Regions from separate parts of the Homo sapiens genome. Here regions 1 and 3 are each linked to region 2. A link is a loop called in an ENCODE intact Hi-C map of the cell type or tissue named here. Cell type or tissue: ascending aorta. All regions are shown on one strand. Region 1 overlaps UNC13A (unc-13 homolog A). Region 2 overlaps UNC13A (unc-13 homolog A). Region 3 holds the start of UNC13A (unc-13 homolog A).

Evidence for each region. Peaks named below come from ENCODE experiments on the same cell type or tissue, not always from the same donor. Only the 100,000 strongest peaks of a DNase experiment are listed, where the experiment ranks them.
Region 1: a loop joins it to region 2, with 2.8 times the contacts of the local background. A loop is called at or near these places in 3 of 110 quality-filtered maps.
Region 3: a loop joins it to region 2, with 2.7 times the contacts of the local background. A loop is called at or near these places in 2 of 110 quality-filtered maps.

The regions. Positions count from the first base shown.
Region 1 is chr19:17,670,517-17,678,516 of GRCh38, forward strand. UNC13A (unc-13 homolog A) reads right to left here. Exons shown (of 44, transcript NM_001080421.3): 2 at 5,496-5,525; 3 at 4,141-4,240; 4 at 1,862-1,979. Among named protein-coding and RNA genes, the nearest start is that of UNC13A, 14 kb to the right of the region's middle. RefSeq lists enhancers at 1,420-1,479, 6,567-6,636. In ascending aorta, no CTCF peak of the experiment used is centred here; a DNase peak (open chromatin) is centred at 4,130; H3K27ac peaks cover 1,795 bases.
Region 2 is chr19:17,601,996-17,609,995 of GRCh38, forward strand. It overlaps UNC13A (unc-13 homolog A), which reads right to left. Exons shown (of 44, transcript NM_001080421.3): 43 at 7,945-8,000; 44 at 1-4,359. The coding sequence ends at 4,059. Among named protein-coding and RNA genes, the nearest start is that of COLGALT1, 50 kb to the left of the region's middle. RefSeq lists enhancers at 2,922-3,826, 3,827-4,731 and silencers at 3,816-4,075, 4,446-4,665. In ascending aorta, a CTCF peak has its summit at 4,218 (motif pointing right); DNase peaks (open chromatin) are centred at 3,896, 4,016 and 4,516; H3K4me3 peaks cover 1,391 bases; H3K27ac peaks cover 489 bases; H3K27me3 peaks cover 959 bases.
Region 3 is chr19:17,684,042-17,692,041 of GRCh38, forward strand. UNC13A (unc-13 homolog A) reads right to left here and starts at 4,313. Exons shown (of 44, transcript NM_001080421.3): 1 at 4,137-4,313. The coding sequence starts at 4,158. RefSeq lists enhancers at 2,493-3,454, 3,455-4,415 and a silencer at 3,649-3,831. In ascending aorta, no CTCF peak of the experiment used is centred here; DNase peaks (open chromatin) are centred at 2,310, 2,761 and 4,337; H3K4me3 peaks cover 2,025 bases; H3K27ac peaks cover 2,113 bases; H3K27me3 peaks cover 2,174 bases.

The sequences.
Region 1 (8,000 bases), 69 kb after region 2:
GTGAGCCACCATGCCCAGCCAAGGCTTCCTTTTAGACTCGCTTACCTAGATTGTTGCAACCATTTCGTCCCTCTGCATTCATTCATTCAAAAACAAACACTCACTGGCCAGGTGCGGTGACTCACACCTGTAATCCCAGCACTTTGCGAGGCCAAGGTGGGCGGATCACTTGAGGTCAGGAGTTCAAGACCAGCCTGGCCAACATGGCGAAACCCCATCTCTACTAAAAATGCAAAAATTAGTTGGGTGTGGTGGCAGGCCCCTGTAATCCCAGCTACTCAGGAGGTTGAGGCAGGAGAATCACTTAAGCCAGGGAGGCAGAGGTTGCAGTGAGCCAAGATTGTGCCATTGCACTCCAGCCTGGGTGACAGAGTGAGACTCCATCTCACAGTAAAATAAAATAAAATAAAATAAAATAAAATAAAATAAAATAAAATAAAATAAAATGACAAAAACGAACAAACAAAAAACAGTCCCCAGTCCCTCCTCTATGCCTGGTTCATATTGGGTGATGCCAGGGTCCCCAAGAGGCCCAGCCATCATCACCCTGGCTCCTGAGAGCCCATAGCCCTTGGAAACAGGGCTGGACACAGGCACCCCCAGCCCCATGAGGTCATAGCCCAGAGGGAGGAAGGAGGGCTAAAGGATCTAGAGAGAAGTCAGAGAGGGCTTCCTGGAGGTGGGCACATGGGAATTTAGAAGGTGATGGAAAGGAGGACACTTGAAGCTCAGGGAACACACTATGCAAAGGTTCAGAGGGTGGAATCTGGGAGGGGTAGAGGTTAGAGTGTGGGGGGAGATGAGGCTAGTGGGCAGGTGCCATCTGAAGGGCCTCCCAAGGCAGATGGACAGGGGAGGACAGATCAGAGCTCCAGCTAATAAGGCCTTCCTGGGGTCAGCATGGAGAGGTTGAGACTTGAGGTTAGGAGGCCAGGGATTGGGCTGTGGGGACAGATGAATAGACATGACCACGGCCTGGCATGGTGGCTCGCACCTGTAATACCAGCACTTTGGGAGGCTGAGGTGGGTGGATTGCTTGAGCCCAGGAGTTCGAAACCAGCCTGGGCAACATGGCAAAACCCTGTCTCTATTAAAAATACAAAAAAAATAAGGGGGGCCTGGTGGCATGCACCTGCAGTCCCAGCTACTCAGGAGGCTGAGGTGGGAGGATCACTTGAGCCTGGGAAGTCGAGGCTGCAGTGGGCCATGATCATGCCAATGCACTCCAGCCTGGGCAACAGAGTGAGACCCTGTCTCAAAAATAAATAATTAAATAAAAAATAGACATCACTACTACCTGCTGACAATGATGCACAGGCTGAGGGGCCAGGGTTGTTACCTAGCACCTTCTTATGAGTTGGTGTAAGCTTCCTGCTGCTGCCCATCTGGGACACAAAATGCTAATTGCCTATATTATCCCTTTTCTCCTTCCAAGGTAATACATTTTTAGCTGTGCCTAGGGAAGCACAGCCCAGGACTACATTTTCCAGCCTAGGACTACATTTCCCAGAATCCCTTGCAGCAAGGTGTTGGCCACATGTCTAAGTTCTGGCCAATGAGATGTGCATGAACCACCCCCCTCCCCCACCACCAGCACCTTTCGGTGGTTGGAATGAAGATGCAATGGTGAGCCTAAAGCAGCCATTTGGGGCCACAAGGTGGAAGCCACATGGAGAGAGAGGCAGAGCAAGATGGAAGGTGTATAGGCTCTAGTGACTTTGGAAGGTTCGTGGCAATCCCAAGTGTCTACATTGATGTTGTCAGGGGATAGGAGATAAATGCCCATCTTGTTTAGTCCACTGGTCTCTGGGCTTCTGCAAGGCACTCCTCCTTCTTCACCCTCAGGCCACCCGCCACTCACCTCATTGGACTGGCGGATGGTCCTCAGTGGGATCCACACAGTGCCCACCATTGTGTCCCAGATGAGACCCTTATTCCACACCTCCACCGTCAGTCCCAAATCCAGACGGTTAATCTCGCTGCAGAAAAAGGAGAGGGGGCGTCGAGGGAGCAGGAGGGAGGAAACGGGGGCCCAGGGAGTTTAGTTGATTCGCCTGAGAACACACAGCATACTGCAATTCAAACCTAGGCCTGGGAGTGTCCTAGGTGGTAGGGTAACATGGTGGTTCTCATTTTATAGAGGGGAAACTGAGGCCAGTGGGGGAAGTTAAGAGCTCGGGGTATCACAAAAGAACCAGGATTCAAAGCCGGGAAGGATGGCGTGGGGACAGATGTTACACATCGCCTGCACCTTCATCTTTCTGAGCCCTTCCTTGGGCCCTCCAACACTGACCATGCTGGGTAAGTGAGGAAGAGGCTCAAATACCCTCCATAGCTCCCTTTACCTACAGGATAAGGACATTCGGGTCACCTCTGTCCTTCCCAGTGTCATCCCCATCTAATGATGTGAGGACACGATCCCACCTCAAAGCACTTTCCCTGCAGGCCTCGCCCTAGACATATGTGAATTCGGGGGAGCAGGAAACTTGGTGAAATGTGAGATTCACTGAATTTACAGTTTACCAAAGATTTATCTTAAGAAATATATTTTTAAAATATGGCCAACCACGGTGGCTCACGCCTGTAATCCCAGCACTTTGGGAGGCCGAGATGGGCGGATCACCTGAGGTTGGGAATTTAAGACCAGCCTGACCAACATGGAGAAACCCCATCTCCACTAAAAATACAAAATTAGCCGGGCGTGGTGGTGCATGTCTGTAATTCCAGCTACTCGGGAGGCTGAGGCAGGAGAATTGCTTGAACCCAGGAGGCGGAGGTTGCGGTGAGCCGAGATCACGCCATTGCACTCCAGCCTGGGCAACAAAAGCAAAACTCAGTCTCAAAAAAAAAAAAAAAAGTATATATATATCTGATATATATATCTGTTGGCTGGGATTGGTGGCTCCTGGCTCATGCCTATAATCCCAGCACTTTGGGAGGCCGAGGCGGGTGGATCACCTGAGGTTAAAAGTTCAAGACCAGCCTGGCCAACATGGTGAAACCCGGTCTTTACTAAATACACAAAAATTAGCCGGGCATGGTGGCACGCACATGTAGTCCCAGCTACTCGGGAGGCTAAGGCAGGAGAATAGCTTGAACCCAGGAGGCAGAGGTTGCAGTGAGCCGAGATTGCACCACTACACTCCAGCCTGGGCCACAGAGTGAGGCTCTGTCTCAAAACAAAACAAAAAAAAAAGGAAAAAAATTCCATTGGCCAGGCATGGTGGCTCACATCTATAATCCCAGCACCTTGGGAGGCTGAGGTGGGCGGATCACCTGAGTCCAGGAGTTTGAGACTAGCCTGGCCACCATAGTGAAACACCATCTCTACTTAAAACACAAAAATTAGCCGGGTGTGGTGGCACACGCTTGTAATCCCAGCTAGTTGGGAGGCTGAGGCAGGAGGATCACTTGAACCTGGGAGGTGGAGGTTGAAGTGAGCCGAGATTATGCCACTGTACTCCAGCCTGGGCAACAGAGTGAGGCTCTGCCTCAAAACAAACAAACAAACAAACAAAATTGGTGGCAAGGCCTGGGAAGGCATGATGCCCTGAAATTGTAGCTTGGAGGTAGTGGTCAGGGAGGGCTTCACTGAGGAGGTGACACAAGCTGAGACCTGAAGGAGAAGAGCCAGCTGGGGACAGGAGAGCAAGTGCAAGGGCCCTGGGGCAAGAACAAGCTGGGAAGTGTTGGAGAAAGGGGCAGAGGTGGGTGTGGCTGGGGCAGGTGAGGGAGATAGAGCGAGAACCTGGTGGGAATCACGGGGAAGGCTGTGGGTTTTATTGTGAGGTCGATGAGCCACGGACAAGTTTGGAACATGGGAGCGACAGGATGTGATTTGCAGTTTTAAAAATATCCCCCTGGCTGCCTGGAGGAGAACAGATTGTAGGAGGTGGATGGCACAGGAGGCCAGGGCGGAGGCTGGCGGGCAGCAGGGACTTGGCTGGTGGCTGCGGAGACCAAGGGAAGTGATTGGATTGGGGATGTGTTTTGGAGGTGAAGGTGATAAGGTGGACAGGGGAAGAGGGAGGACAGAGGGGAGTCACCCGGGATTCCCCAGTGTCCAGCTCTGCCCTGAGGGGCCAGCGAGGTGCTGGGCTATGCCAGGGAGTGAGGTCATGCCAGACGCTGCAGACTCACAACATGAAATCCTGCTCCCAGCTGGGCTGGCTGCCCCGCACCGCGATGGTCGTGCTCTTGACATTCTGCACTTTCAGGGTCACGTACGTGTTGAATTTCTCTGTGGCAGTGAGAGTAGGGGTCAGCGCTGGGGCTCAGGGACTCTCCAATGCCCCTTCCCAAGCTCTAGACCATCTGCTGTGATCCCCTCAGGAATTTCTGGGCCACTCACCCCCTAACCCACAACCCCACCCTCAGGGCACAAGGGAGGGGCCTCAGTGTGGGGAGACGTGGAATTTTGGGATACTTCATCCAGCTGCTTCGAAATGACCATGCCATTGGTTTTCAGCTAAAAAGACTGAGGTCCCAGAAAAGGGGAACAAAATTGACTGTAAGAAACCCCCTTTGCAGGCTGGGTGCAGTGGCTCGCGCCTATAATGCCAGCACTTTGGGAGGTCAAGGGGGGAGGATTGCTTGAGCCCAGCAGTTCAAGACCAGCCTGGGCAACTTGGCAAAACCCTATCTCTACTAAAAAATACAAAAAAATAATTAGCTGGGTGCAGTGGTGCACGCCTGTGGTCCCAGCTACTTGGAAGGCTGAGGTGGGAGGATTGCTTGAGCCTGGGAGGTTGAGGCTGTAGTAAAACATGATTGCACCACGGCACTCCAGCCTCAAAAAATAAAAATTTTAAATAAAAATAATAATAATAAAAAGGCAGGGCACGGTAGCTCACGCCTGCAATCCTAGCACTTTGGGAGGCCGAGGCGGGCGGATCATTTAAGGTCAGAAGTTTGAGACCAGCCTGGCCAACATGGCGAAACCCCATCTCTACTAAAAATAAAAAAATTAGCCGGGCGTGGTAGAGGGCGCCTGTAATCCCAGCTACTTGGGAGGCTGAGGCAGGAGAATTGCTTGAACCCAGAGGCAGAGGTTGCAGTGAGCCGAGATCACGCCACTGCACTCCAGCCTGGGCAACAGAAGGAGACTCTGTCTCAAAAAAAAAAAAAAAAGAAGAAGAAGAAAAGAAAGAAACTCCTTTCGCCTCTCTGAGCCTCATTTTTCCCACCTGTAGCCCCATCTAAGAGTCCCCATTCTACCTCTTAGGACCCTGGGAAGAGCCACTGGCTCAGGGCAAGCCCCACCCCTTACAGACTCTCCAAGGATGGCTGGGGAGACCCGGGGACCCCCATACAAACTGCAGGGACCCCAGGCCAATGGCTGCCCCTCCCCCTATTTAATCTTCTGACCCCTCTCCTGATGCTCAGAAGACATAAAGCCCAACTCTAAGTCTGGGCTGGGACCCCCTCCCAGTCTCTCCAAGAGACAGACAGACAGACAGACAACACGGGACAGGACAGCAAGAGAAGCCACTTACCTTGGGCACCATCAAACTTGGCTTTTTTGACTGTGGAGAGAGACAGAGATAGGGAAGGGAGGTGGGGAGAGATGTGGGGAGGAGGAGGCAGAGATACGGAGAGATTCAGAGACACACCAAGATGGAGACATAAGGAGAGAGACACAGAGGAGAGACAGGCAAAGATAAAAAGCAAAAGAGACAGATGTTAAAAAAGAAAGATAGAAGCAATGTCAGAGACAGAGACAAGGGGAGGAGGAGAGGTAGGAAAGAGGAGGCAGGGATGAGAGGGAGAGAGAGAAGCCATCAGACAGATGAGCACAGGCAACCCTAGAATGGAAGGAAATTTGGACCCTGAGAGCATTCCCTGCCCCTCCCTCTCCCTGCATCCCCTGTCCCCATCAAACTCCCCAAGCTCCCAACTAGCTGTGCCTTTACCCACAATTGAACAAGATTAGAAAGAAAGAGCTGGGCAGATGGTGGGAGAGGCCTCCTACAAGAAGCCCTCCAGGATTGCCCCAGAAGAAGAGGGGAAGTTGAGGAGGTGGAGAAGAAGAAGGCGAGGATAAAGACAATCTCTGATGACTCCACCAGCCCCGACAGGTCAGCAAGACCTCTCCCTTGATTGTCCAGCTCAGTCTGCAATGTCAAATGCTCCCAGGGTTTGGGGAAGCCTCAAAGAAGGCTGGGTGAGTTGGGACAAAGCAACCCAGAGAGCTGGCTCTCAAAATGCATGTGGAGGGCGAGGCACGGTGGCTCACACCTATAACCCCAGCACTTTAGGTGGCTGAAGCAGGTGGATCACCTGAGGTCAGGAGTTCAAGACCAGCCTGGCCAACATGGTGAATCCTTGTCTCTACTAAAAATACAAAAATTTGCCAGGTGTGGTGGCAGGCGCCTATAGTCTCAGCTACTTGGGAGGCTGAGGTAGGAGAATCACTTGAACCCAGGAGGCAGAGATTGCAGTGAGCCAAGATCATGCCACTGCACTCCAGCCTGGGCAGCAGAGTGAGATTCTTGTCTCAACAACAACCAAAAGTAATGTACAGGGAGACACTTGGGTCCTGGCTGGAGGGTTGACAGAGATTGTCCAGCCCCACCTGCTTGTGGGAGGTGTAACCTGAATATATGTCAGGCACCCCACTGAGGTCCAGTCTTCTCACATTTCACATAATCTCACAGCCCCAAGAGATTCAAAGCCATGTCGCCCCCTCCTGGCTCTTCTCAACAGGTATTCAGTTTCCATTGCCAACACCTCTCACACCTTGCTTTTGTCCCCCACATCTTTTTCCTCCATTAATTCTCTACTCCCACCCCCAATCTTCTCCCACACTGAGCTCTTCCCTCCCTTTCCTTTCTTTCTTTTCTTTTTTTTTTTCTTTTTTTTTTTAGGGACGGAGTCTTGCTCTATTGCCCAGGCTGGAGTGCAGTGGTGCCATCTCAGCTCACCGCAACTTCTACCTCCCAGATTCAAGCAATTCTCCTGCCTCAGCTTCCCAAGTAGCTGGGACTACAGGCGTGCGCCACCATGCCCAGCTAATTTTTGTATTTTTTAGTAGAGACAGGGTTTCAGTATATGTCGGCCAGGCTGGTCTCAAACTCCTGATCTCAGGTGATCCATCCGCCTTGGCCTCCCAAGGTGCTGGGATGACAGGTGTGAGCTGCCACACCGGCCCCTTTTCTTTCCTCCCTCTTTTCTTCTCCCCTTTTCCTTTTCAAATTAGTGTCTTTGTTTGTGTAGGCAATGCATGCACATGTTGTAAAATCCAAAACAACCAAAAGATGAGGCACTGAGAATAAAGCTCTTTCCATCCCAGCCCTTCATCTCCCTCCCAAATGCAATCAACGTTGGCAGTTCCTTGTTCCACTGGAGATGGTCCATGCGTCGGCAACCATACCCACGTTCGTTTTGCTTGATTTCCAAGACAAATGGTAGCATTCGACACCCACTGTTCTAATCCTTCATGTTTTTTCAGTATGTCTTGAAGAGCGTGTACTAGCGAGTTGAAGGATAAATTCCTAGAAACAGAATTGTGTTTCTATGGGCAGATGTCACAGCCTCCCATCCCGGGTTTGTATCTCTGTCCTCATCGCTTGAATTTCTGTCTCACAAAAGGCACCTGAGTGGAGCCAGTGAAGAGAGAATTCCCGTGAAGAGCGGGGGAAGTGCGATGGCCCTAAACACATGTCAGTAAAGACTGTTCCTGGCCAGGCGCGGTGGCTCATGCCTGTAATCCCAGCACTTTGGGAGGCCGAGGCAGGTGGATCACTTGACGTCAGGAGTTCGAGACCAGCCTGAACAACATGGGGAAACCTCGTCTCTCCTAAAATAACAAAAATTAGCCGGGTGTGGTGGCACGCACCTCTAATCCCAGCTACTCGGGAGGCTGAGGCAGGAGAATCCCTTTAACCTGGAAGGCAGAGGTTGCAGTGAGCTGAGATTGTGCCACTGCACTGCAGCCCTTGGGTGGGCCTTGAGAGAAGTGAATGCTGGTTTGAGCCAGGTTCAGATTCCTGAGCTGTGTG
Region 2 (8,000 bases):
AGCACATGGGGTAGGGGTAGGGGACAGAAAGGCTCTGAGATCCCAGCCGAGAGAGGTCCCAAGGATTTCTAGTTGGGTGTTTAGTTTTTTGCATCTCTGATGGGGGCATGGTGAGGTCTCAGGCTCTGGGGCCTGAGAGAGGAATTGGGGGTGTGGACAGGCACCTCCTCATTTTATGCAAATCATTCGAGGACAGACTGGTAAGAGTGAACAGATCCTTCTTTCTTCAGGACACCCTCTTTACTTCCCCCGACACTCCCTGCCTTGGTCTCTGCATTTATCTTTCTCTGTATATTTCCACCTCTATGTCTCTCTCCATCTCTGTCTCTCTCCGTCCTCATCGGGGCGTGATCTCACCCTCTGTCTCTGTGTTTTCTACTCTATTCCTCTTGGTCAGGGGACTTTGACTCTGAGGCATCCCTCAATGTCACCCCTTTAACCCTTGCCCTGCCACAGGCCAACCTTCTTGTGCTGTTTCCCCGATTCATGGAAATGTGGGGCCAGCTCCTTGCATAAAGCGAGGTCCAGGGTTCAGAACCCTGGAGGTGTCATCCAAGGCCGGGCTCTGTGTCCACTTGCTGGGTGGCGTTGAGGAAAGCCCTGCTCCTCTCTGGGCTTTGTTCTGCCAATACAGGAACTTCCTGATTTCAAAAGGCTTTCAGCCCCCTGGACTCCTTGTCTTTTCTCTGTCCGTGTCTCAGCCATGTCCACTCTCTGTCCCATGTGTCAGGCTCAGACACCTCCTATGTGCCCAGGTCCGTGTGGAAGGGGAAGGTTGGTACGGACAGACATGGACAGACATGCATGCGGATGTGTATTCTCACACTGACCCTGCCCCAATACATAATTCCACTAGGCGTAGACTCCCTGTCACCCACTTGTGCCCAGCCTGTGCTAGGTAAAGTTGGGGGTCCTGAGAGTCCTCAGACCCCAGTCTGGGAGAAACAGAGCTGGACAGAGAAACCCCCAGTCCCATGGCATCAGGCTGGACTGGAGGAGAGACGGTGGCTGGGAAAGTCCTGAGGGGAAGGAAGGAGGGTTTTCTCCAAGAGGGGTTTCCGTGATGGGTTTTGAAGGACGAATAGGAGTTCTCTGGGGGAAAGAAAAGAGGGTGGAAATTGCAAAAACAGTTCTAGCCTGGGAGTCAGGAAAACTCATTCAACAAATATTCCCTGAAGAAGCTTGTTTCCTTCACATGCCTGGGCCATTGCTGGGGAACCCTAAACACACACACACACACACGGAGGTCTTGAACAGAAAGACTCCTAAGGAATCTTTTGGGAAATAACTTGGCTCTCTCAGGCAGCTCGACTTCCCCATTTCTTTCCAGCCATCCAAAAATCTTCCAGATCACCCTCACCCCAGGTCACAGATCACTTCCCCTTTGGGCTCTATGGGTTACAACCCTGAATCATCCATCCACCCGACCCCTACCCTCAGCCATGTCATGGTTCGAAATTCACATCTGCTCCTCAGTCCATATAACAGTCACATAAGCTTATCCCTGGCTACAACTTCCCAACCCTGTATGAGAATTTGCATTTTAACCTTTGGTTCAGAACCTCCAGTTACCTGCACCTGTCTGAATTTAAGGGACATGCAACATCTCCAAGCAAATTAGAAAGTGGCGCCACTTCTTCCAGACACTTGGGCCATTCACATGTCGGGAAACCAACGTCACAAACATACAACACTCAATATCTAGGATTTGCACGTGGCCTTCTTAGCAATGCCAAACCCTTGGGCACTGTGCAACTGGGACAACTGTACTCAGCAGCCCTAGAGCTCATCTAAGGGCAGGATTTTTTTTTTTTTTTGGTGGGGTAGAGGGGAGGGAATGGAGTATTGTTCTGTTGCCCAGGCTGGAGTGCAGTTGTGTGATCACGACTCACTACAACCTCTGCCTCCAGGGTTCAAACAATTCTCCCGCCTCAGTCTCCTGAGTAGCTGGGACTACAGGCATGCACCACTGCACCCAGCTAATTTTTGTATTTTTAGCAGAGATGGGGTTTCGCCATGTTGGCCAGGCTGGTCTCAAACTCCTGACCTTAAGTGATCTGCCAGCCTCGGTCTCCCCAAATGCTGGGATTATAGTCATGTCCCCACAGCTATAGGTGTCTTTTCAACACAGCCTTCAGAATCTTTCCAAGAATCCATTTCAGTGTCCCCAAAGCACCTCCACCTCTCCTCACTGGTTTTAGTCTTCACAAAACAGCTTTTGCAGGCTGGAATCCAGTCTCTCCCCAACTTAAAACAGCTCCTGGAGCTCCCCAACTGTCTTAGAATAAAAGTAAAACTCCTCAGGACTGCGTACGAGGCCCTGCCTGGTCTGATGCTTCTGCAGATCTCCCCAACCCCAAGGCTCCTCACGATCCCCCTTGCTGGCTCAGCTCCAGCCGTGCCACCCTTCTCGTTGTTTCAACAGTTCTTCTCTCCTGGCCTTCGCACGTGCTGTTCCCCAGGCCTGGAGCTCTTTTCTCTCTAGTAAGTGGTTCCCTCTCATTCTTCACCTCGGAAAGCCTCCCCATCTGATGTTCTATCCTCCAGAAACCCAGCTACTCAGCTCACCCCGTTTTCATTTCTCCCTAGCACAGCAAAATCTTGTCCTTCCCAATCCAGCAGAAAAAGGCGTGCCATACACACATGTGGAAAAGCAGATCCCAGAGCAAGTGTAGTCCACGCTGAACTTTCCCCTAAGGTCCTATGTGCACCAGGTAACTCCAGCCAGGTCACTGTAACTTTGCTCATTGGAGAAAGAGCTTCCAGCTGGCAAGAGGGCCATCTGAGGTATCCTGTGGCTTGGGTGTTTGAATCAATGAATAGGCTCTTGGAGACTAAGCTCTCACTGTGTCACTGTGTTTGTGTTTCTCTCTCTCTCATTCTCTTTCTCTCATTCTCTTTCTCCCCCCTAGAGTTTCTGGTCTCCTTCTGTTCTTTCCTATTTGGAAAATTCTGGAAAAGGAAGAAGGGATGGAGAAACCTGGGACCAGGGGATCCCAAATTCTCTTTTGTGGTGGGAGGCCCTCATGGCATCCCCCATGGAGATCCCAGGAGAAAGGGCTGAGGGCAAAGGTCCTGCTTGGCAGCCGGAGAAGGAAAGGCGAAGTAGGGGTCTTGGCCTGGAATTCCCACCCCTTGGAGGAGGCCGAGGGGGAATTAGCAGCAATAGGGAGCTGTGTCAGGTCATCCCGATCTCAGCCCACCCTTCCATGGGGCACACAGGCCTAAGGGAGGGGCACAGAGGGTATGGCACCTGGAACCTTGGCCAAGTCTCAAGCAGCTCTTTAAGCCTCAGTTTTGCCATCTGTCAAATGGGTGTGTTGAACTCTATGATATGAGGACTGGGTTTGTTGGGGGAGAGGGAGAGGCAAACTCCCAAAGGGAAGTAGGGGCAGCGTGGGGAACCAGAGCCGTCCCCTCGGCCCCCAGGGTTTGGGCGCCCAAGGGCGCATGTGCTTTTGAAATCCCATCCTCCCCCCTCCCCCCATTTATTTTTTGCACAAATATCTAAAGGGACTCCGGTATTCCGGGGCCCTCCAACCAGCATCCTGGTCCCTCCAGTCCCCAGGCCACCTAGAGGGGCGCTCCAGAGAGCCCTACCCCTTGCCCAGGGCCCCCCCTCGAGGGAGCTGAGATTTCCATACTTGGCAATTGGTCTGGGGTCCCAGGGGTCTGGGTCCCATCTTATGGCTTTTCCAGGGGACATGAGGTGGTGCCTCCCGGTACCAGAGCCCCGGGATGTGGCCTCCTCCATAGGGACGAGGTTTCCCCCATCCCAGCTCAAAATGCCCCCTAGGTGCTGGGGGCGTGGCCTCAAGTTGGGGATGTGGCTCCTTCCTTCGTCGCGCCCTTGGGCGTGGCCTCCCGAGAGGGCGGGGCATCCTCCATTCCTAATTCCCCAAAAGGGAAAGCTGAGTCAAGGGCGTAGGCGCAGCCCACCCTTGGCGTGGAGCCCCCCGAGCCCCGCCCCTGGGGAGGTCCCACCAAGGCGCAAGCCCCGTCCCTCCCCGCCCAGCGCCCTCCGCGCAGGCGCAGTGCCGCTCGGCCGACCGCCCGCGCTAAGGCGCAGGCGCGGCACCGCCCTCCTCGGCGGAGCGCGTGTCCGACTTGAGCTTCACGAACTCCTTGGCCACCTCGTCGTTGCTGCGCTGCGAGAGGATTCGCAGCACCGTGAGGCCCGTGTCGTCCATGTGGATGCGGCGGCCGAGCGGCAGCCAGCAGGCGGCGCTCCCGCGCTGGGCCAGCTCACGCAGCTGCAGCACGGCCAGCCCCACCGTGCGGTCCTCGCGCGCGAAGCAGTAGTCCTTGACGCACACCTGCAGCTCATAGCACTCGGGACCCGCGTCGGCGCTCAGCGTGCTGCGTGGGGAGGGGCGGAACGTGAGACAGGCCACACCTACTGTGATGCCCCGCCCACGGCCCCGTCCCCACCGCATTTGCGGGCCACGCCCACACCGGGGTGCCCACACCTGTCACCTCCCACGCTACGCTAGCCCCGCCCCTGCCCCGTTACTTGACCTACAACCCTGTGCTTGGCCGCGCCCACAGCAGCTGACCCCGAGCTGGGCCACGCCCACGCCTGTTCTTCCCATTTTTCCACCCACCGAAAAATGACCGCATAGTTTTACATCCAGCTCCCGCCCCTCAGACACCGCCCTGCAAGGCCATGCTCCCACCCTGAGATACCCGCGCCTGTGCCCTCTGCCGGCTGAACTGCTGCCCGCACGGCCCTGCCCCTAATGTCCCACCCAGAAGCTCTTTAACCAGGCTCTCCTCTAGACCCACGACGTGGCCCTTTCCCCAGCCCCCCACACCCCCAGCCCACCCCTCTTACTTCCAAGATGCCCTCCAGACATGAGCCTGCCCTGGTGCCTCACCATGGGTGACACCGCCTCCCGCATGCCCCTCACCTGTGCTCCTGCCCCTAAGCAGTCCCAGTGACCTGCCCTGACGCCAGCTGGATAAGAGCCCCTCCTACAGGGTCACGCCCAGCTTCTCCCTCTTGTCCACCTCCCAGGTTGTACCTCTATCCCTGAAGTACTCCGGCCCACCCTGGCTGACATCTGACCTCCCACTAGACCATGCTTCTCCTCCTGAGTATCCCCTAAAGGGGCCAATCGCCCCAAAACCTTCTGACCAAGAGCCCTGTGCTGACACGACATGGAACTGGCTTCAATCTTGTCCCATAAGAGCTCCCAGGCCCCCTAGATAATACCAGCTAACCAGCTCTGATTTACCCTTACCCCTGTGCATTTTTATTTATTTTTATTTATTTTTATTTTTTGAGTGGGCATCTCCCTCTGTCACCCAGGCTGGAGTGCAGTGGCACAATCGCGGCTCACTGCAACCTCTGTCTCCCGGGTTCAAACGATTCTTCTGCCTCAGCCTCCCTAGTAGCTGGGATTACAGGCATGCACCACCACACCGGGCTGATTTTTTGTGTTTTTAGTACAGATGGGGGTGGCGGGGGGGGGGGTCTCACCATGTTGGCCACGCTGGTCTCGAACTCCTAACCTCAGGTGATCCACTGCCTTGGCCTCCCAAAGTGTTGGAATTACAAGCGTCAGCCACCGCGCCTGGCCCATAGTTTTTTGTTTTTTTAAAGACAGGGTCTCGCTATGTCGGTCACCCAGGCTGGAGTGCAGTGGCACAATCATAGCTCATTGCAGCCTTAAACTCCTGAGCTCAAGCGATCTTCCTGCCCCAGCCTCCCAGGTAGCTGGGACTACTTTCTTCTGCACTTCTGTCTCCTAAGAACATCCAACAACATTGCCCTGCCCCAGTGCTCTGTGAGGCTGACACTCGACCCAAGGATCTACCCCGGATGACCCCAACTCTACCCTTGCTAACCACCACCATCCATCTACCCCCGTGAACAGACTTTTTTTTTTTTTTTTTTTTTGAGGCAGAGTCTTGCTCTGTCGCCCAGGCTGGAGTGCCGTGGTACAATCATGGCTCACTGCAACCTGTGCCTCCTGGGTTCAAGCGATTCTCGTACCCCTCACCCTCTGGAGTAGCTGGGATTACAAGCGCCTGCCACCACACCCGGCTAATTTCTGTATTTTTTATTTTTTTGAGTCTCACTCTGTAGCCCAGGCTGGACTGCAGTAGCGCCATCTTGGGTCATTGCAGCCTCCACCTCCTGGGTTCAAGCGATTCTCCTGTCTCAGCCTCCCGCGTAGCTGGGATTACAGGCGCCCACCACAACACACAGCTAATATTTTTTGTATATACTATATTATATACAATATATAATATATGAAATATATAATATATATACTTTTATATATAATATAATATATACTATATATAATTTTATTTATACTATATAATATATACTATATATAATTTTATATATAATATAAATATATATTATATATGTATATAAATATATATATATTTATATATAATATATAAAAATATATTTATATGATATATATTTATTATATATTATATAATATAATATAAATACATATTTTATATATAATTATATAATATAAATACATATTTTATATATAATTATATAATATATATTTCTTTTAGACGGAGTCTTGCTCTGTTGCCCAGGCTGGAGTGCAGTGGTGCGATCTCGGCTCACTGCAAGCTCTGCCTCCCGGGTTCACGCCATTCTCCTGCCTCAGCCTCCCGAGTAGCTGGGACTACAGGCGCCCGCCACCACGCCTGGCTAGGTTTTGTATTTTTAGTAGAGACGGGGTTTCACCGTGTTAGCCAGGATGGTCTCGATCTCCTGACCTCGTGATCTGCCCGCCTTGGCCTCCCAAAGTGCTGGGATTACAGGTGTGAGCCACCACACCCAGCCATATTTTATATTTTTAATAGAGATGGAGTTTCACCATGTTGGCCAGGCTGGTCTCGAACTCCTGGCCTCAAGTTATCTGCCCACCTTGGCCTCCCAAAGTGTTGAGCTTACAGGCGTGAGCCACCATGCTCGGCCAGAGCAGACTTTTTTTTTTTTTTTGAGGTGGAGTTTCGCTTTTGTTGCCCAGGCTGGAGTGCAATGGCTCGATCTTGGCTCACTGCACCCTCCGCCTCCCGGACTCAAGCGATTCTTCTGCCTCAGCATCCCGAGTAGCTGGGATCACAGGCGTGCGCCACCACACCCGGCTAATTTTTTTTTTTTTTTTTGTATTTTTAGTAGAGACGGGGTTTCACCATGTTGGCCAGGCTGGTCTTGAACTCCTGACCTCAGGTGATCTGTCTGCCTCGGCGTCCCAGAGTGCTGGGATGACAGGTGTGAGCCACCACACTCGGCCAGAGCAGACTTTTTTATGCTGTCCACATCATCAGCATCCTCTAGACCCTATCCTGATACCCGCAGCCTAGGCCCACTCCCAACTCCAAGAACCTCCATCCAATGTGACCCCACCTCCACCCCACGTGACACCCACCCCCAAGCCTGGGATCCATCTACACTCCACTCCTGTCCCCAGAGCCGACTCCTCCAGATGGGCTGCCCCAACGGTCCTGACAAGGCTCAATGTAGACTCCAGTAGTCCCCACCCCCATGCAACCTCAGTCCTGTCCCCAGGTCCCTCAGCCCCCCGCTCATAAGCGTCATCACTGCCACCCTCATTCCTTCACCAGACAGAGTCTCCAGCCCCAGCAATGGCCCTGCCCACCATGCACTTCCTGCCCAGACTTTCCCTCCCCTCTGCAAGTCTTCATCATGAAGTTACCCCACTCTACTCATTGCCTCCCCTTGGATCTGCCAGCCCCCAAAGGTGACCTCCATCCTCGTGTCCCCTCCCTGATGTCATTCCTGCACTACTAAGGGGTCTCCCTTTCCAGCACCCCCACCTAGAATGTGGCCCCTCCCATTCCCGGGCCCAGATTCCAGATACCTCCTGCCTAGCTGGCTTTGGGGTTCACCTGGCGGATGCCCCCTCCCTTGCCCCCATGCTCTTCAAAGCATCCCAAACTCACAACTGGAAGCTCTCATTGTACTTGGGAGCCCAGCTATTGTTCTTGGATTTGGTCGC
Region 3 (8,000 bases), 82 kb after region 2:
GCTGAGATCATGCCACTGCACTGCAGCCTGAGTAACAGGCTTTGAGTGAGACTCTGTCTCAAAACAAAACAAAACATCAAGTGGCCTGTGCAAAATGCTGTGAGGCACATAGGAAGATCTGGAAGTAACCCTTCACACCACCATGCTTTTGCTCATGCTGTTCCCTCCACCCAGAGCACCATCTCCCTCCTGCTCATCTCCCCCTCATCACATCTTCTGAGACTCAAGTAAATGGTGGTGGTGGAATCAGGGTAGGCTTCCCAGAGGAAGAGAGCCCTGGATACCCCACTCCTCAGCTCCCTTAGCCCTCCCTCATCTCTTTCATTCTAACCCCATGGGACGTGCAGGAGTGATGGCTAGGAATAGGGCTGGGTCCCAGAGCCAGGAACAGTGCCTGGTATACAGTAGGTGCTCAATTAATGCTTGTTGCATAAATAAAATAAGTGACTTCATGAAGGAACCAGGTGGCATTTACCATTCACAGCCTCAGGATCCTGCCAAGACCTAGTCAGTGGATTACGATGTTGGGAAGCAGCGGGGCACCACATGAATAAATAAATGAAGCGGGCAGAGATAAGGCCCATACACCATACAGGGTGGTCTGCTATGTGTTGGTGCTGGGTGTATACACAAGAGCTTGCATTTGCCTGTACTTGCTTGGGTATTTGCAGCAGTAGTTGGCTCATCTTACCAGGGCAGGCAGGTGCCTGCCTCTACATGGATATGAGTGTGCATGTGTGCAGAGTATGTGCACCATTTAAGTGCAGGTGGGAGTCTGCACATGTGTGTCTAGGAGTGGGGTGTCACTACATCAGAGACACACTGGTGTGTGTGAGCTTGTGGGTGATATGTTAGGTGGAAAACACACATATTGATGTTTGCATGTGTACATGGATGCAGTTCTGTGGCAGCTGTATTTGTTTATCTGCATACATGTATGCACTTGTGTGCAATGAAATACTCAAATGTGTATTTACTTGTATGCATCATCATCCACTTGTTGAAAGGGGCTGCTTTGAATGTCCAGGCAAGTGTTGTCATGTGCATACACACATGGCTTTGACATGTGCTTATATGAATATATATGTGCTTCATGGGGTTGGGGACCTTAACAGATATGTATGGGTACATGTCTGAGTGTTAGGACATGAGTGAATCTTTTTTTTTGAGACAGAGTCTCACTGTGTTGCCCAGGCTGGAGTACAGTGGCAGGATCTCAGCTCACTGCAACCTCCACCTCCCCTATTCAAGTGATTCTCCTTCCTCAGCCTCCCGAGTAGCTGAGACTACAGGTGCGCGCCACCACACCTGGCTAATTTTTTTTATTTTTTAGCAGTGACAAAGTTTCACCATGTTGGCCAGGCTGGTCTTGAACTCCTGACCTCAAGTGATCTGCCCACCTTGGCCTCCCAAAGTCAAAGTGATGAGATTACAGGCCTGAGCCACCGCGCTCGGCTGGACATGGGTGGATCTTTATGTGACATGTATATTGTGAGCATTCATCAGACACGTGGATACATCTATATGCGTGCTGGCAGACACACACACTCACACGTGTGTTGCTGGGACTATATCTGTAGCGGCAGACTGTGTCCTATATACACGTGTATGCTTGTGTTCACACAGGCATTTGAGTACACACGTGTGCCTACGGAATGTGCCTTCCCAGGCACATGGTCTGCGTAGAGCCTTCATACATCCTAAGCATTTGTGTCCACACAGGAACAAGTCTGGGTATGAATGTGTGTAGGGATTGGCAAACGCCTGTGGGTCCCCGGTGGAGGGGAGGGGGGACAGGTATTTCCTCAGCTGAGCTCAGGCAACACGGCAACCCATCTCAGCCTAGCTTCACTCCTGCCAAGCCCACCCCAACATCTCTCGTGCTCAGCCATCCCAGCCCCTCCCCTCTCTGGGCACCATCCCACCTCTCCCTGGGAGACTGGCCTCACCCAGCACTTCTCCCTCTCCCCACCCCTCCCTGCCTCCTACTCCTCCTCACTCCAACCTCACACCTCCCTTTACACCTGAGGGCCTTACCTCCCACCCCTGTCAACCTCTTCCCCAGCCTTGCCCCTCCCAGCGATTCCTCTCCACTCAGCCGGGCCCCTCCCTGTAAAGTCCACAGAATCCAGCACAGTCCTCCCCCAACGTCTCTGTTTCTGGAAGCCTCATCCCTCTTGCCTCCTGCTGCCCCCCCTTAATGCCACCCCCGCAGCCGAGCCTCCTGTTTGCGTCAGAGTTAAGGGTGAGATCCCCGCCCCCCCCCCCCCCCCCCCACTCCACTAGGCAAACCTTCCAGAGAAGCCCAACTTGGAGGATGTGAGGCGGGGTGGGGCGGGATGCTGGGGGGAGAAGAGAGAGGATAGAGGAGTCAGCCAAGAACACCCACGTCGGAACCTCCTCCAGTGCCACCTTTAAGAGCCCGGCTACTTAGAGCAGGGGGAGAGGTCAGTAGGGGGTCTGGACATTCAAGTTCTCCTCCCATTCCGTCCTCAGGCCTAGGCGGTGGGGGTCGCCTAGGGGTCTCCTTCACTTCCCTACTCCCCTAACTCCATAGGCCTGGAGGCTAGGGGATGGAGGAGTTGACCTTTGACTCTAGGGACCCTTCTTCCACCACCCCCAGCCCCGTCCAGCAGAAACGAGCTTAGAGAAAGTAGGCCCCTGTCCCTTTAAGAACACCCGCGTCCACGCCGGCCCAGCCCGGCCGGATTTGCACTCGGAAGCTGCCGCGGCGGGGAGCGGGCGGGCGGGGCAGGGTTTGTGAATGAATCGGCCGAGGGGGAGGGGAGGGAGGAGGAGGGGCGGCGGGGGCGGTTCCCGGCTCCCCGGCCTGCCCACCCTGTGTCCAGGCAGCAGGAGTTCAGCACACGCACGCTTCCTGTCGCCCGAGGTCTCCCGAAGCCTGCAGTCTCAGGCTTGGCAGACACACCCCTTCCCCCACCCCAGCCTTCTTGAAATGGGTGGGAGTGACGGGGGGACCCCAGTCCTTAAGAACCAGGGGTTCAGAGCTCTGTAGGCGTGGAACGGCGGTCCACATCCACCCCTGCCGCCCAAGGTCTCCCAGAGTTTGATTTCTCAAACGGGAGTGCCCAGAACGCCTGGGTTCGGTTGGGCTGGCTTCCCCACGACCCCAGAGCCATAAAGGTGTGGGGTGGGGGGTCATGCCCCTCCCACGTCTCCCTCCCTCCTCCAACCCCAACGCAGAGCGTGGGCCTGGGCGTGGGCCTCTGTGCAGATGGCGTTCTGGCCCCAAAATAGCTCCCCCCCCACCTCACGTCTCCCTCCCTCCCTCTCTCCAGTGCAAAGTGGGTGAGGTGAGGATGGGCCAGGAGGGGGACCAGGAGACATTGCTCTTCCAAGAAGTAGGCTCCCTGCCGAGAAGGCCCTGAAACGTGTTTGGGAGAACCGGAGGGGGCAGGGAGCGGGAAGACCTTCTGGACATTCCTCCAACCCCCTCACTCGGGAGGCCAAAGAGTTAACTGGAAAAGCGCCCCCAGACCTCCAGTCACAGCCCTCTCTGGACGCTGGGAGGGGTCTCCTGTCTCCACACTCCCCCCACTCCAGTCCTCTTTACACCTAGGGCTGGGAGAGTCCTAGAACTCGTGGATGCCCTGATGGCCAAGCCCCTCTACCTATATCTTACATCCCCACGGCTTGGAGAACCCTCCCACCGCACTCTCCTTCGAATTTCCAGCCGGGTCCGCGTCCATGAGGACCCGTAACCCAGCCCACAACACCAGACCCCTTCCAAGCACCCCTGCAGGCTTCAATCAAACTACCGAGCCCAGACTCTTCCTCACTGACCCTCTAAAAACCTGGTCTACACAGACGCCCCAGTCTAGATCGTTTCCGGGTAGAACCCCGGATACCCGTCCACGTCCACACGGGCCTCCGCGTTCAGCCGCGTCCACACGACCCCTCCAGCAGCGGCCACCAGGACCCCCGAGAGCCCTGCCGCGTCTACACGGATCACCCCCTCCGGGGCCCAGCTGCGTCGACAAGGGCTACCCCTCTCAAAAGTCCAGCCACCTGGACTCGGGTCACCCCCCAGGAACCCCCTGGGAGCCGCATCCACGCGGACCCCGACCCCAGCCCGCGTCCACACGGGTCCCCCGACCCCCAGCCTCGCCTCCTACCTCCAACGCAAAGCAGAGACATGTCTCCGAGCTCGCAGGTGGGCCGGAGGCGGCCGGGCCGGCTCTGTCGGGTCGGGCTCAGCGGCCGCTGGGCTGGGGCATCTCCCGGCTGCAGCCCGCGCTTGGCTCACGCCGGGGCCCGGCCGCCACCGGCCATCTTGGTTCAGCACCGGGGGCGCGGACAGCGCCTGACGTGGCGCTGATGCGGGGCGGGCAGGCGGAGCCCAGGGACGCCTGATGGGGCGGGGGCGCTGCGGGCTGGGGGGGCGTTAAAGGGCCTGGCTCCGGGAAGGGGCGCCTCGCCCCACACCTCCTCGTTGCAGGGGGACAAGGGGCGACGGCGGCCCCCAAGCAGGTTTCCTCCTGTGCAGACCCTCACCTGCACTGAAATGGTGCACGTGCCCCCGCCACCCATGCATGGACATTCCTGCCCTGGTAACCTGGGCAAACGCCTCCCTGCAATACTCAAGCAAGTACAGGCAAATGCAAGCTCTTGTGTGTACGCCCGGCACCAGCACCGGGCAGATGGTCCTGTTCTCTGAGTATCTCTCTTCCTCTGTCTCTACGTCTCTGTCTCTCTAACTCTACTGCCTGGTCTCTTTCTCTCCCTGGGTCTCTGTTCCTCTGACTCTGTCCACTGCTCTCTCAGTCATGTGTCTCTTAGCCTCTCTCTGTAAAGTCTTTTTGCAGCTCTACTGCATCCTGTCTAGGTCTCTCTCTATGTCTCTAAGCCATCCAGCCCATGGGTCCTTGCCCACACTCTGAACTCCTTTTCATCCATCAATGTCTTGTCTGAATATCCTCTCCTCCAGGAAGGCTTCCCTGACTGCCCCAAGCTGAGCCTTTGTTTCTCCTCTCTGGACTCCCCCAGCCCCTATCCCTTCCTCTGATTGGGCCCTGACCCGAACGAAACTCTGCCACTCCTCCCCACTTTTCTTTTTTTTAGATGGAGTCTCCCTCTGCAGCCCAGGCTGGAATGCAGTGACGCAATCTTGGCTCACTGCAACCTCTGCCTCCTGGGATCAAGAGATTCTCCTGCCTCAGCCTCCCCGAGTAGCTGGGACTACAGGCGCATGCCACCATGCCCAGCTTTTTTTTTTTATTTTATTTTTTTTATTTTTAGTAGAGACGAGGTTTCACCATGTTGGCCAGCCTGGTCTTGAACACTTGACCTCAGGGGATCCGCCCATCTCGGCCTCCCAAAGTGCTGGGATTCAGACCTGAGCCACTGCGCCTGGCCCCCTCCCCACATATCAAACTGGGCAGCTCCATGTGGGCCCCTTGCCCTGCAACCTGCTCGCTGTATCACTGGCACCTAAACTAGCATGAAAGGCTGAGCCCCACAGGGTCTCCTGCCCCCAGCCCACATGAAAGAGCTTCATAAATGCAGAATGTGCATGGAGTTGAGTGAGGCCATTGTTCAAAACCAAACTCTGTCTCTCATCACAAGCATGGCCTTGGGCAGGTCTTGTGACCTCCTCGTGCCTCAGTTTCCGCACCTGTAGAATGAATATGATAACAAGTCCTGCCTCACAAGGTTGCTGGAGGTATTACATGAGTTAACATGTGAAACCAGTTGTAATTTTTTTTTTTTTGGAGGTGTAGTCTCAATCTGTGGCCCAGGCTGGAGTGCAGTGGCACCATCTCAGTTCACTGCAACCTCAACCTCCAAGTGATCTTCCTGCCTCAGCCTCCTGAGTAGCTGGGATTACAGGCGCTCGCCACCACATCCAGCTAATTTTTTTGTATTTTTTGTAGAGATGGGGTTTCACCATGTTGGCCAGGCTGGTCTCAAACTCCTGACCTCAAGTGATCCACCCACCGTGGCCTCCCAAAATGCTGGGATTACACGAATGAGCCACCGCGCCTGGCCCCAGTTGTAATCTTAATGCCTAATAGTAACCATGTTTGTATCTGTCACTGCTTTAAATTTTTAAAAAAATCAGCACAGCTAATTTTTGTATTTTTTGTAGAGACAGAGTTTCACCATGTCGCACAGGCTGTCTCAAACTCCTGGGCTCAAGTGATCCTCCCGTCTCAGCCTCCCAAAATGTTGGGATTACAGGCTCATGAGCCACCATGCCTGGTCTTAAATTTTTATTAAACATCAATGAGTAGATGTTTTATTAAACATTGATAATCAATAAAACATTGATGTTTTATTAAACATCAATGAGTAGATAAACTATGAGGAGCAGGCTTGGATAAAAAAAATTACCATCGACCGGGCTCGGTGGCTCACGCCTATAATACCAGCACTTTGGGAGGCTGAGGCGGGGTGATCACAAGGTCAGGAGATCGAGACCATCCTGGCTAACACGGTAAAACCCGTCTCTACTAAAAATACAAAAAATTAGCCGGGCGTGGTGGCGGGCGCCTGTATTCCCAGCTACTCAGGAGGCTGAGGCAGGAGAAAGGCGTGAATCCGGGAGGCGGAGCTTGCAGTGAGCCGAGATCGGGCCACTGTACTCCAGCCTGGGTGACAGAGAGAGACTCCGTCTCAAAAAAAAAAAAAAATACCATCACAATAAAAGACCCCCATGTGCCTCTCCCCAATCTCATAATCCTTCCCTGCAGATGGAAGAACTATCACAAATTTTGTTTTTCATTTTCTTCCTTTTCCTTATAGTTTACCACATGCTCCTTAGCAAACAATACATGGTTACCTCTTGCATGTTTCTATTTTTTTGAGACAAGGTCTCATTGTGTCACCCAGGCTGTAGTACAGTGGTGTGAGCTCCTGAGCTCAGACAATCCTCCTGTCTCAGCCTCCCAAGTACCTGGAACAACAGGCATGCACCTCCATGCCTGGCTAATTAGAGATGAGGGTCTCACTATGTTGCCCAGGCTTGTCTTGAACTCTGGGGTTCAAACAATCTGCCTGCCTTGGACTCCCAAAGTGCTGAAATTACAGGCATGAGCCACCTCATTTGACTTTGTTCACATTCTTTACTAATCTGTTTGTTTGTTTGTTTTTTGAAACAGAGCTGCACTCTGTCACCCAGGCTGGAGTGCAGTGGCACAATCTCCGCTCACTGCAATCTCTGCCTCCCAGGTTCAAGCGATTCTCCTACCTCAGCCTCCCGAGTAGCTGGGATTACAGGCGCCCATCACCTTGCCTGGCTTTTTTTTTTTTTTTTTTTTTTTTTTTTTTTTTGAGACAGAGTTTTGCTCTTGTTGCCCAAGCTGGAGTGCAATGGCACGATCTCAGCTCACCGCAACCTCCGCCTCCCAGGTTCAAGCAATTCTCCTGCCTCAGCCTCCTGAGTAGCTGGGATTACAGGCATGTGCCACCATGCCCAGCTAATTTTTTTGTAATTTTTAGTAGAGACGGGGTTTCTCCATGTTGGTCAGGCTGGTCTCGAACTCCTGACCTCAGGTGATCTGCCCATCTCGGCCTCCCAAAATGCTGGGATTACAGGCATGAGCCACTATGCCTGGCCATGGAGGTTGCAGTGATAATTTTTGTATTTTTAGTAGAGACAGGGTTTCACCATGTTGGCCAGGCTGGTCTCAAACTCCTGACCTCAGGTGATCCACCCACCTCAGCCTCCCAAAGTGCTGGGATTACAGGTGTGAGCCACAGCACCTGGACTGCTAATCTGTTTTGTTTGCTCAATGTGATTCTGCTGATATTCATCCATATCGCTGCATGTGGCTGTAAGGCTTGCATTTTTTACTGCTGCATAGTATTCCTTTGTATGAATCTTCTATTGGCTATTCATCTGTTCTCCAGGTCATGGACTTTTGGGTTGTTTCAAGCTCAGGTTTATTACAAAAAAAAGTTTTTATGACCATCCTCAGACTTCAGACTTGTGTGCTGGCACACATGAGTAAGGATGGCTGGGTCAGAAAATACATATA